2 separate regions of the Homo sapiens genome follow, and region 1 is linked to region 2. Evidence: chromatin loops called from intact Hi-C (ENCODE). Cell type or tissue: mammary epithelial cell. All regions are shown on one strand.

Region 1 (2,500 bases), 980 kb after region 2:
GCAATAATTCCTTTCAGTGATTCTAGAAAATGTCAACTTGCTGTGATGAAGGACATGCAGAGCCATCCTTACATGTATTTCCAGTGTCAGTGGAGGTAGAATTATTATCTTCTAGAGCAATTGTTCTTAAATTTTAGGAAATGTAAAACCACCTCAAAGTAGTTGCATATTTCTGAGATGTACATCAAGGTAGTCTAATTCCAGGGACTGGGGGTTTGACAAACATCTCTAGTAATTCTCAAGCAGGTGATGCCTGGCATATTGGTTTAATCAATGCCCAAGAAAGCCTACAGGCTCTTGGATGCACCCTCATTGGCCAGTGTACATTTTTCCCCTCTGGGGAACAGCTTTCATACCTTGGCTGTATTCTGTGTTCTGGGAAAAGCAGTTCGATTCATCACACCTCACCCTGTATTCCAGTTCTTTCTCACCTGCTATGGGTTCTGGGAAGCCCGTGGCATCTCATGCTTCCTAGGATCTAGTTACTTTCAAAACAATAGGGGTTAATTCTGATAAGAAATTCTCCATGGTTTCCTAGATATCTCAGGGACATTGCACTCTCTCTTTCCTCTCATGAGCCAGGTTTAAAAGGCTATGAAAAGGTATGACTCTAGATGGAAACATCTGATCCAGACGTGGTTGGCTCAAAAAGTCAGAAACATTTTACAGTAAGGATGCTTCTTTCTTCTACATAACTCTTCTTCCTCTTCCACACAACTAAGGATATTGTCTATTTTTCCAGGAATTGGAGAATACAGAAGAAAGAGGACTGAAAGTAAATGGGGCTGAATAGAAAAAAATATTTTAAAGTATGAGTTCATAATAGCTGGAGCTGGTGAGTCACAGGGAGGAGCTAAGAAAAGTTTCTTCATTTGACATGTAAGTGTAACCACCTTCCCAAGCAGAAATAGCACCATCTGTATCAACCATTCCCAAACTTTGCTCCAAGAAAATTAAATGAGTTACAGGATTTACATTGCAGGGCAGTGGAGCAAGTCCCCGAAATTCAGTGCTTGTTTTCCATGTAGTTAGTGCCCCCTAGTGGCCGAGAGGACCTTCCCTCATCTTGGAGGCCCCTCCAATCAGATCTGTCCCTTGAATTAATGTTGAGTCCTTAGTTGCTTGTGAGATGACCAGGGACTGAAGACCGAGGTTGGGAATGGAAGCAACTTCACTGACTTGGGGGCATACTGTGTGCCAAGCATTTCCCATTGATTGTCTCATTAAATCCTTCAAAATCCATGACAGGGTTACAATTAGGACCCCATTCTACTGTTCAGTAGTTGAAGTGCAGTTAAGTTCCTTGTCTAAGCAACCTGAGGGGAAGGACTGCAGAAAGATCCTGGGGTCATGGGCTCTCAGCACATGGCAAGAAGGAAAGGGAGAGAAGCTGCACCTCGCATTCCTCTGGGGGTGCCTCTTTGCCAAGTCAGCCCTGCTGCACGGTGTTTCCCCTTTGCCGAAGGCTGCTGATGCATCTCCAACCCTTTCTTGGGATGAGCTGCAGGTGGCATCAGGAAGCCTATGGCGTGGAGAGCCCTCAGGACTGAGTTTTTCCAGGGATAATTACTCTGGCAGCATTTGTTTTTTGTGCCTGATGATTTGATTCAAAAAGAGTTGTTTTTCTCTCTTTCTATAAAACCAAAAACGCTGCACCCGTAGGGAGATTTCTCTGTTTTTTTCTCCCCACTTTTCTAGTCACATACAATGACCTATTGTTCAGACCCTTACAGGAGCCCCCCTTTATGGTCTATGTCTATATGGAAATTGCTTTTCACACTAAAACTAGACTTGCACCAAGTCTATCCTGTAGGTAGTGGAGGTCACTTGTTTAATTTGAATTGTTGATTGACAATTAGAGCACACTGGGAATTTTAGATAAGACCCTTCACCCAATCCATCCTGATGGAAGGGTGAGGGCCACAGTGTCTCATTCAATAACGTAGAAACTGGAGGTGCTTAAATAGTGAGAATTACGTCCAAATGATAAATGATTTGTGTAAAACCCTAGGGTTTTGCCTAGAGTAATATTAAACCTACTGCCAGAAAAACATTTAATGTCAGAAAGAAAATGCTGGAAATGAGCCGGCTTCACTCTATTTGCATGAGGCATGCTTGAGGATGAGGACATCTTGGTCCTCGCTGCAATAAGCTCGGCCTGGATGGTGCCAAGGAAAAATGGCTGAGACCAGGATGGTGGAGGTCACTACAAAGCTGATCTGCAGGCATCTTCTGCCCAAGAGTCCCCCTGAGCAACCATAGGATACAGGGCCCTGCCTTGGGCAGCTACAGAGAAATCACATTCACCTGCAGAGCTCCTGCTGCTTTCAGCAGCACAAGGTGTAGCAGTAGTGAGAACCGTCTTCAGAAAGGTGCTGCCCTCTCACGTCACAGGGCAACTGGCTTGAAAAGCCATACCTTGGCTTCAAAGGAGGCCAAGCATATAATTATAAGGAGGTAATGAGAGGTGTTTTTAACTCTGTGTTTTAGACAGGCAAAT
Region 2 (2,500 bases):
GGTATGTATGTCTCTTTAAGAAGACTTAAAAAAATAGGGATTTTAATTCTGACTTTACTAGAAAAATCTATTTTTGATTTCTGGTGCTTTTGTGAGATTTTGGTACTTAATTACCATATGTTCCTGTCATGCGAATCCAGATCATCTTAATTAGGCACAGCGAGAAGAGCAGTAAGTACCAGACACTTCAGGGGACCCCAGCGGAGAGATTTTAGGATTTAGAGACCAGAGGCCTTAGGTACAAAACAGATTCTGCTCTTTCACAAAGCACAAAATATTTTAGCCATCTTGCAGAGGAGAATGTGGCTTGAGGCAGGAATCTCCAGAGTGTCCCACCTTTCCCAAGTCCCGCATACAGAAAAGAGCACAATGGTTTGGATGGGTGCAGTGGCTCATGCCTGTAATCTCAGCACTTTGAGAGGCTGAGGTGAGTGGATCGCTTGAGGTCAGGAGTTCGAGACCAGCATGGCCAACATGGCGAAACCCTGTCTCTACTAAAAACACAAAAATTAGCTGGGCGTGGTGCCTGTAATCCCAGCTACTCAGGAGGTTGAGGCAGGAGAATAGCTTGAACCTGGGAAGCAGAGGTTGCAGTGAGCCAAGATCACGCCATTGCAGTCCAGCCTGGGTGACGAGTGAATAAATAAATAAATAAATAATAATCTGTCTCAAAAATAAATAAGTAAACCCCTGTTGGATAAATATTTGCTGAATATCAGGATTAAGACACTGTGGGGACAGTGCCAATGATTATACATCATAAACAGCACAAAAATGACCAACGCGAACTTTTCTTTTCTTTTTTTTTTTTTTTTGAGACGGAGTCTTGTTCTGTCGCCCAGGCTGGAGTGCAGTGGCCAGATCTCGGCTCACTGCAAGCTCCGCCTCCCGGGTTCATGCCATTCTCCTGCCTCAGCCTCCCGAGTAGCTGGGACTACAGGCGCTCACCACTACGCCCGGCTAATTTTTTGTATTTTTAGTAGAGACGGGCTTTCTCCGTGTTAGCCAGGATGGTCTCGATCTCCTGACCTCGTGATCCGCCCGCCTCGGCTCCAAAAGTGCTGGGATTACAGGCGTGAGTCACTGCGCCCGGCCCGAACTTCTCTTTATAGGTAGTCTTAAAATGTCACTGGAAATGTTTTGAACAGCAGTCTTTTGTTACTGCAAAAATTCAGCAAGTCAATTATATGGGCCGGGAGGAATTTACACTTTAACTCCCTTGCACATTTGCCGTTCACTTACTTACTCGTGGGGAACAGTGAAAAAGCTGGGATGGAAGTGAGGCTTTCTTCACCACATCGATGGCCCACATTTTCCCATGCTGTGAACTCCATCATGAATACCTGAGGCCAATTTTCTTAAATCAGATTTCCCCTTACTTAGAATTGGTATTGCATATGCATGTTTCCTGCAGGAATGCAAGTCTTAAAGGGCAGCAAAATGTAGAAGTCGTTTACTACTGCAGAATGTCCCATCAAGCAGCTGTACTTAACTTAGGAAAGCATTAAGTGAAGATTGGACACAAGGGGACAGTATTGCTCAACAAAGGTTCTTTGCTGCTGCTGGTGAAGTTGGAGTTTTTAACCTGCTCTCTTCTAAATATGTAAATGTATAAATAATGCTCTTTGCTCATTTTTCTACAAAGACCCTTAAGCAATTAAAAACACATCAAAGAAATCAGTATGCATGAGCTTTTTAGTGTGTCTATTGATTGTTTTTTAAGTAAATATTTTTAAGGATTTTTTTTCCCTCCCAGTTTTTATGAGACTGGCTGGTTATTAGCAAAGATAAAAAACTGCTCCTTTTCCTGGAAGAGGCTGTTCTTTATCAGTAGTGCTGGGACATTCAGCCCTGGAGATATTAATATTCTTAAGATTCAGGAGGTTCTGTTCTCCGAGGAGAAACTGATCTGTGGGGAACCTATTGAATCAGGATCTCAAAATTGTCACCCGTTTCTTCTGGGTGGAAATTGTCACCACTTAAAGGGGCCACTGAGTGGTCTCAGATCACACTGCCAGTTTTTCATGTCCACACTGGTGTGCTCCACATTTAGGCCTCAGTGTTCTGGGCCCTGCCTCATCCTCGCGTTGCTCTGAGCCAGCCTCCTGTTGCGTTGTTGCATTGATTAAAACCACAAGCGCGTGGATTTCTCCGTTTTTTTAAGATTTCTTACTAGAAGTTGTTGGAATGCTGAGTATTTTCCTCCTTCCACTGAGCTGTGTCTGCCATGGGCCTCCCTTCAACAAGGCTTTCCTTCTTGTATTCATGGCCGGACCCCCTGGTGTGGCCTCATTTCCAGATTCCCGCTCTCCCTCCCCAGAAATGGTTTCCATATGTGACCCCACGCGCTCTGGGCAGGCACCTTTGGAGGGGCTGACCTCCCAGCTCTCTTCTCTGCAATCATCAACTCACACCTCCTGGGTTTCCTTCCAGGCTGCAGAGCTGAGAGCTGAGAGCTAAGAGCCCACAGGCAGAGGGCCCTCTCCAGGCAGGTTTTATC

The links. Peaks named below come from ENCODE experiments on the same cell type or tissue, not always from the same donor. Only the 100,000 strongest peaks of a DNase experiment are listed, where the experiment ranks them.
Region 1: a loop joins it to region 2, with 5 times the contacts of the local background. A loop is called at or near these places in 2 of 110 quality-filtered maps.

What each region holds. Positions count from the first base shown.
Region 1 is chr21:38,158,006-38,160,505 of GRCh38, reverse strand. All of the region lies in intron 1 of LOC124905020 (a long non-coding RNA gene), which reads right to left. Among named protein-coding and RNA genes, the nearest start is that of DSCR8, 38 kb to the right of the region's middle. In mammary epithelial cell, a CTCF peak has its summit at 1,039 (motif pointing left); a DNase peak (open chromatin) is centred at 945.
Region 2 is chr21:39,137,361-39,139,860 of GRCh38, reverse strand. No RefSeq gene overlaps it. Among named protein-coding and RNA genes, the nearest start is that of PSMG1, 45 kb to the left of the region's middle. RefSeq lists an enhancer at 1,713-2,500. In mammary epithelial cell, CTCF peaks have their summits at 1,519 (motif pointing right) and 2,474 (motif pointing left); no DNase peak of the experiment used is centred here.